Linked DNA regions of Homo sapiens: region 1 is linked to region 2. A link is a contact called in ENCODE Hi-C or POLR2A ChIA-PET data. All regions are on one chromosome and are shown on one strand. The core of a region is the stretch at or near the end of the contact, and the rest is flanking DNA. Distances in the headings are between cores, read along the strand shown.

Region 1 (3,855 bases), core at 461-2,960, 770 kb before region 2:
CAGCAGCCGCAGCCTTCCAGGTGTTGAAACCAACAAAAGTGAAACTACAGAATGGCGGGGAAGGGCCCGGGGCCTTGCTCAAGGCCGATGTGGGGTGGGGGCAGGTGCCAGGCCACCTCCAACCCGCCCTGGATGCTGGGGCCCCTCCAGCTCCAAAGCCACTGCTCTCAGGGCCCAGGGCCCCTCTGTGGGAATCAGTTGCTTAGCTCGAAAATTAGGGGGAGGGGACAGGCCTGGTCAGGGCCCCGCCTGCCCAGCCAGTCACTTCCTCCCCTGGGTCTGGTTTACTTAACTCTAAACAGGGAAACGCAGCCCCAGCCCCAGCCTGGGAAAGGAGAGAAGGAGGGAACGAGGGAACACTGAGCAGATGGCCCAAGGCTGCAGGTGGGCAGGGCAGGGGGCAGCGGGGCTGGGTTCCATCCCTAAGGACCAGGCCCGGCCACAGGGCAGAGGGACTTGGAGCCCAGGCTGAGATTGGGTGTGTGACCTTGGGCAAGTCTCTCACCCTCTCTGTGCCTCTACTTCCTCTTTGGGTGAATGGGACGTGGCACCCCTGACAGAGACAGGATCTAGGGAGGTGACAAAAATAACCAGAGCCTCAACTGAATCCCTTCATCCACACGACCTCACACTAATCCCTGGGGGGAGAAACCCTTGGGGAGGGGGTACGGTGCTTTTGTTTCATACAGGACTCCACTGACACTTGGAGAGGTAAAGTCCAATGTTATGTGCCCAGCACAAAGGGTGAGCTCAGAGGAGGGTTGTGTCTGACCTGGCTCCCTTTGGGGCTGTGCTGGCCAAATAAGGAGGTGTGGGGAATCAGCTCTGGGGATCTGGGGAGGGGTCACCCCTGGCTCAGGGCCATCAGGGCTCCCACAGCCACTATGCCGAGGGCTCGAGGGCCGGGCTCCTTCCAGCACTTCCCAGGGGGTGGGGGAACAACCTGTAATGGGCGGGGGGAAAGGTGTGGGGACGTGATCAGCCCCCGTGCCTGGCATGTGAGGCTCCACTGGCTCACCCCCTACCCCTGTCCCCCTTGGTCCCCGCTCTAGCCAGGGTCACCCAGCCACTTTTATGGTGTAAATGAATACGCCTCCATCCTGCGGCCCTGGGGTCCAGGCTCCAGCCCACTCCTCACCCTGTGCCCCTTTCCTGGCCCCTCCAGGAACCCAGCAGGTCTCTCTGCACCTCTGCCCTCCCCTCCAGATGATGGGAAGGCAGTAGGAGAGGGTCTGGCGCCCCCTCCATTCCAAATGGGGTGGGCTCTGGAGTCAAATGACCCAGCTGGTCTCCAGCTCTGACACTTCCTAGTTGTGTGGTCTCAGCTTCCCCATCTGTAGAATGGGTCCCTCCCTCCAAGGAAGCAGCAGCGGGGAAAGCTCCGCGCACACCAGGCCCGGGAACGCTGGGCTGTGTTGGTAAACACCCCATCCTTCTCCTCCTCCCTTGGGGATCCTCCGTGGCCCCCCGCAAGGCCTGACACCCTGCGGGGTGGCGGGCTGAGCTGCATTCACGGAGCCAACTGGGTGGGGCGCCAGGATCTCCTCCCCGGGGCAGGGGGAAGAGGGTGGGCAGGAAATTCTGGGGCTCCGCAGACCCCGGCAGGGGCACTCACCCCGGGTGTGCTGCGCGCCGCGCCTCCGCTGCTGGCTGCCCCGCTCCGCGCACGCCGGGCGGGACTCAGAACTGCACTCCCGCCAGCCCGGGACTAGGCGCCGCTCACTCCTTTCCGGGCAGGCGGGACGACGGGGAGGGGCCAGGGACGCCCCGCCCCCGGCCCAAGGCTCCACTGGAGTCCAGGAAGTCTGGGAGAGGTTGAGCCCAGGCTGTGGCCTGGCGGACGGGTCCTGAGGCGCTTAATCCCGGAGAGGAGGCCTGGAGAAAGGAGCGGATAACAGACCACTGCCAACCGCGCGCGTCTATGCTGGCCCCGATGCAGGGGCAGCTCCGCTCAGGCCCAGCTCAGGATAGGAGATGAGACCCTGCTCTCCTCTCACTTCGAGGCTTGTGCGCCTCTGGCTGATGGGACCCCAACATTCGCAGGCTCATGGGCTTGGGGTCCCCAGGATGCTCCCCCACCTCCGGGACCCCTCCCTTGGGCGGCAGTGAAACCCGCCGGTGCTTACACCTTCCTGCTCTTGACCACCCTGGAGAGGCCCCGCTCTGGCCCTTGGGTGGGTGGCTGCCCCACTCTGGGCCTGCTTCACTGGCAGCAGGACACAGGGCCAGGCCATGCTGCCTTGTTCTGCCCAGCGCCCCGCACCCAGCAGGCCCTGGGAGATACCCTGGGGCCAGAGGCCAGCTGTCAGCTCCACCTGCAGCTGCAGCCGCGGGGGGTAGAGGGGGGTGTCACTGTGACCTTGCTCCAGGTCAGCACCATGGGCGTCATCAGGTCCTAGTGCCTGGAAGCTGGGACTCACGACCGTCCAGCTGCCTGCACTTTGGACAGGCCTGGGGCATTCCCACTGGAGGCCAGGGGCCCTTCAGCTCTGGTGATCCCTAAGCCCCACACAGCGAGCACAGGCCTGTGGGGCTGCGGCAGGGGTGGACAAGTGGAGCCCCAGAGCCGGGCCTGGAAACTGAGTCACAGCCAAGCTCAGCTGTGGTTCCTCAGAAAATTGGGGGACTTGTGGTTGGGCGCCATAGGCCTGTTCTGACAGGGTCGGGGCCTGATACAACCAGACAGCCTGAGTGGGGTCTCAGCAGTAAGTGCCTGGGAGACCACGGTAAGGGAAAGAACCCAGCGGTGAGCTGGAAAGACTGACCCGCTTGGAATAGAAGTATTCAGTGCACAGCTACAGGCTCCATGCCACGCTCTGACGGCGGTTACGTCTGGGAAAAGCTAAACCGGCGGTGCTTCAGGAGTCCTGCGCCTGCCTTGTTTTTGGAAAGAACACCTGTTTTCATCAGTGGCCAAGATGAGCTGCGGGCCAGACCTGTGGACACTTCCCGGGCTCCAGGCTTCCCCTCGCCTCCTGCAGTTACTTCTCACCCCAGTGCCACAGGCTGTGGGGCCCAAGCGGGAGCCTGGCCACTTTGGCATTAGATGGCAATGCCTGGTCTAGGAAGGAGGCCCAGGTGTTAGACCTGAGAAAAGCTCCCTGGGAATGGGCTGGGAGAGGCTGGTGTTTTTGCTGCAGGCCTTCTCAGAGCCTTGAATGTCTACCATGCAGTACCTGCCAGCAGGCACACAGCAGCTGGAGCATTTCCAACACTCACTGGGCCAGGAAACTTGTTCTTTCGAAGAAGTAGCTTTTTACAAAGTAGTGCTTTGTAAAAAGCACTTTTGGAAATGATGGTAGATGGGGGGGGTCAAGGTCTCTGAACTGAGTTTTATTATGGGATGTGCCCTGCATGGCCCTGAGCAAGCCCTTTCACCTCTCGGAGCTGGTTTCCTCACTGCAAATGAAGTGAAATCCTTCCACAGTACTTAGCACAAGTTCAGGGGGGCTGCTTTTGGCCATTATATGGGCAAGGGGCTTGTGTGTGGCCCTAGGGAAACCCCACCGTGTCGCTGGGCCAGCAAAGCAGGAAGTGGTGAGCAGTGGCCGGGCCAGCACCCTGGCGTAGGGAACACAGGAAAGAGGATGTGGCTGGACGCAGGCCAGCTCAGGGCCAGCAGGGCCTGTGTCACCCTCGTGTGACTGTCACCCCAAGCAGGCTTCCTCCTACCCCCAGCAAGGATGCCCCGGCCTGAGTTTCTGCCACTTGCTGTTCTTCAGCCTGAGGTCTTGGGAGGCTCCAAGTCCTAAGCGTCTTACAAGTGGATGGCTCTTGGGAGACAGGAGGCCCAGGCCCCAGCCAGGACACCCGGGAGAGTGGGAACGGCAGGTCTGTGGTGACCTCTGGCATCGC
Region 2 (3,818 bases), core at 365-2,864:
ATAAGACCACGGCAGTGTGGACAGGCCCCATCCCCAGCCCGCTGGGGCACCAGGAGGAGGCCAACTCTCAGGCATGCACAAGGAGTTGCCACACGACACAAAGAATCGTGGCGGGCACGTCTGCTCCCTGGCACAGGCCAGGGTAGCTGATGAAATGTAGAACCAGAAGTCTGAAGCCCTGATCTGTTGGCCAGGTGCCACCTGGGACTACCTGTGTGACTCGGGGCAGGCCACTCACCTCTGGAGCTTCAGTTTCCCCATCTGTTCCACAGGGACAAAACCACACCTGTCCTCGCCACCCCATGCGCTGCTGAGAGGCTCACACAGTGGAGAGATACTCTATCAGCCATAAAATGCTGGACAAACCGCAGCAATCGTCCACATCCTGTGTACTTTTGCACCTACATCCTGAACAGTCTAAACTTTGATACCAGGTGTGATGTCAGTTGTCTTACAGAGGCGGCAGCTAAGGTCCAGCCATTGCAGGTGTGCTGGGAGGGCCCCTGGTCAACAGCACCCACGGGGCACCATATGCAGGGCCTGCCAGAGGAGAAATGTAGGGGAGAGGGCACAGGGGATGTTTCCCCGACCTGAGCGCGGTCCGAGGGGGAGGGTGCCCGCAGCACCCTAGGTCCTGCTCACCACGCCGCCCTGAAAGCACTCTCGAGCCCAACTCCAGGACAGCGACCCCACCAGAGGGTGGGAGAAGAGTCCGGAAGACTGGCTGTCCCCCAACACCTCACACAAGTGTAGACTGGAGGAGAGACGGGTGGGGGTAGTGGAAACCCTAAAGCGAGTGCCGTGAGCAGGGACAGCAAAAGGGTGGGTGACATCGTCAGGCGAGGTAAATGGTGGCCAGCGGAGGGGAGGGGACCCCACAGGGACCAAGGGCTGCTCCGAGAAGGATGAAGGGGCGCGCCGGGCCCCCGTGGGAGAAGGCGGGAGCCAGGGGCTGACAGCGACTTCGGGGGGCCGGTGGAGCACGATAAGGAAGCAGCAGGGCGGCCAGGGGGACCCGACTGGGTCCGGGGACCGATGGGGCAGAGGAGCTCCGGAGTTGGGGCGCTCCGGGCTCAGGCGCCCAGGGTCTGGGGCTTAGGGTCTGGACCCGCAGGCGCCAAGGCCGGGCTGCTCCGGGCTGGGGGGCCGACAGGGGGTTGCGAGAGCCGGCCCCGGGGGTCCAGGTCGCGGGGTCGAGCATGGGGCCAGGGTCTCGGGGCCGCGGCCGGGGCGCCCGCGGGGTCGGGCCGGGGCCGCGGGCAGCTTCTCCTCACCTGGGCTCGGGCAGCAGGATCTTCTTGCTGGCGCGCGCGGCCGGCGTGGCCTTGCTCTTCTCCATGGCCATCAGGTAGCTCACGTCGGCCAGCACCGCCTCCAGGTCCGCCATCTTGGCGGCGGCGCTGCCTCCTCCCGCCGCCGCCGCCGCCGCCGCCGCTCCTGCTCGCTCGGCGCTCGGCCCGGCCCGGCCGCGGCTCGCTCGGCCTCGGGCGCCGACGCCTCCCGCCTGGCCCTGCTCGGCGCCCGCGGCTCCGCTCGCCGCCGCTCACAGGCGGCGCCGCCCCATGGCGCCGGCTCGGGCCCGGCCCCGGCTCGCGCTCCGCTCCCGCCGGGACTGCAGTCGGGGCGCCGCCGCCGCCGCCGCCCGCGCGCCCGCGCCCCGGAGCCGCCGCCGCCTCCGGCCCCGCCTGCCGCGCACAACGCCAGCGAGCCCGCGAGGGGCCGAGCCGGGCGGGCGACGGCGCCCCCTGGAGGCCGCGCGGAATCTGACCCCGAACCAGACCTGCGACCGCGGGCTCAGACCCTGGCCGTGACCTCGGCCCTCGATGCTGGACGGAGACCCGGGCCTGGAACACGACAGGGACCCGGCACGGAAGACGACCCGAGACCCATTCTCTGACCACAACCTCGGGTCACATCTCTGGATCCCAGGCTCCCCAGTCGGGCCGCAGCCCTGACACCAAACGTGATCACAGGGAACCTGGACGCTCACCAAGACACAGATTCAGACCTCTGAACACCATCCTGGGACTTTCATCTCAGACCCTGGCTATAACCCCGGACTCCCTGACCTTGGACGCAGTCCACGACCTGACACCAGACTCCAAACAGGACCCCAGACTCAAACCTTGGCCCACCACCTCAGACTCTAACCATGACCTCAGATCACAGCCCTGGGTCTCCAACGCCATACCCAGACTGCGACACTCACCTCAGACCCCCAACAGGTCCCCAGATCCAGATTTTGGACCATGACCTCGATCCCATCCTGGTTACTGACCCCAACCTTGATTCTGACCCTAGGCTACTACCATGACCCTGAACTCTAGACTTGGGGTCAGGACTCAGACCTAGATTGGACTGTCAACTCCAGATCACTGTCCTAGACTCAACACCCAGAACTGTGGACACGGACTCAGGACTAGGACGTCTAACCTGGGACCCACACTGGACCCAGAATCCTTAGTAGGTCACCCAGAACCTGGGACCTGACAACTGCAGCGCAGTTACAGGCTTCCCCCATCCCTGATCCCACCCCTCCTACTCTAGAACCAATCCTGGCCGCAGAAGGCCCACTCAGGATCAAGTACCCTGCACCCAACCCCACCCCCCAACCAGCTCATAGACCCAGGTCCCTGGCCAGCACTCTTGGCAGCTCCCTTCCCTGTACCCCATCCCATCCAGATGTTCCTTCAGGATGGTTCCACATGTAGTTACGGTAAAAACTCTCCCAGCCCGGAAGCGCACAGAGGTTTCAGTGCTGCCTGGCAGGGGAAACCCACCCTGCTGAGAGCCCACCCAGAGTGGGGAAAGCCAGGTGTCTCAAGGCAGCATTCCTATCTCAACATGCCCCTCTCTAGAGCCTCTCTTTGCTTTCAAAGTGACAGGACCCTCCTCCCAGCCCTGGGCACATAAAGCTCAAATCTCATTACCATGCTGTGGGCCAGCAGCCAGCATCCTTTTGCAAAGCAAGGCCCCCATCTCTGTGCACCTCTAGGCTACCATCTTGGATCAGCCCCAACAGAACCTGGAACCAGAGCATGTCAGAGCTTGTGAGGTTCTCCTCTCAGTGGGTGGTGAGTCACTCGCCACCCATATACCCATGTCAGAGCCTCAGTTTTCTTTTCCCCAACTGCTCCTTCATTCTCTCCCCTTCTCTAATCTAATTTGTCACCATAGTCTCCTGTCTGGCCTCCTGAGAATCTCCGTGAATCTGTCTACTTCTCAGGGTCCTCATGGCCAGCCACTGCCCTGATGCAGGCCCTGACCAGGGATGCTTTTCCCAAATCTAGATCTGATGGAGTCACTGCCTGCTTGGCACCCAGAAGCAGCTCTCCAGGCCTTCTGGGGCTACTGAGAGTGAGAGACCTAGAGGGGTCTCTAGGACTCACCACACTCTGCCCAAAGCAGATTAGGTGAACAAACTCCTTAATCTGCAAGTCAAGATCTTGGAGGACTTGGACCTTGAATGCTCCAGTTTGTTTCGCTACCATCCTCTGCACCTGGAGTTTCCCCACCAACTCACCCACCCATTCTCACTTCTGTGCCTCTGCTGTTTCCTGGGCCTGGAAGCCCTTCTGTGTACCTTCCTCCGTGGACAACTCCTACTCATCCGCTAAGACTCACCTCCTCCAGGTAGTCTTCCCTGACTCCCTGACCCCAACTATGTACATCTCCAATTCTACACTTACCACCTTCTAGGCCCTGTTTTCCATTTTCAGTTGCAAGATGCATTGTTGCAAGTTTCGACAGTGGGGAGTGAAGCCTCGTTACATGTCAGCATCAATTGGAAAATGCATCCTGATGTTGGAAATGCTGAT

What was found. Hi-C counts contacts between places; a loop is a spot of excess contacts on that map. ChIA-PET counts read pairs that join two places held with the same protein, here RNA polymerase II (POLR2A). Pooled maps may share reads with other maps.
Region 1: a pooled map shows a loop between it and region 2 (4-fold over the local background). The contact joins the promoter of TCIRG1 here to the promoter of GRK2 in region 2. A Hi-C loop is called at or near these places in 1 of 37 single-sample maps with no recorded cell type and 5 of 50 pooled maps. POLR2A ChIA-PET finds 5 or more read pairs at or near these places in 1 of 52 experiments (BJ).

What each region holds. Positions count from the first base shown.
Region 1 is chr11:68,036,880-68,040,734 of GRCh38, reverse strand. It overlaps TCIRG1 (T cell immune regulator 1, ATPase H+ transporting V0 subunit a3), which reads right to left and starts at 1,710. Exons shown (of 20, transcript NM_006019.4): 1 at 1,616-1,710. RefSeq lists silencers at 1,519-1,598, 1,659-1,838 and an enhancer at 1,730-2,351.
Region 2 is chr11:67,264,269-67,268,086 of GRCh38, reverse strand. It overlaps GRK2 (G protein-coupled receptor kinase 2), which reads right to left and starts at 1,614. Exons shown (of 21, transcript NM_001619.5): 1 at 1,275-1,614. The coding sequence starts at 1,387. RefSeq lists an enhancer at 46-95 and a silencer at 1,626-1,825.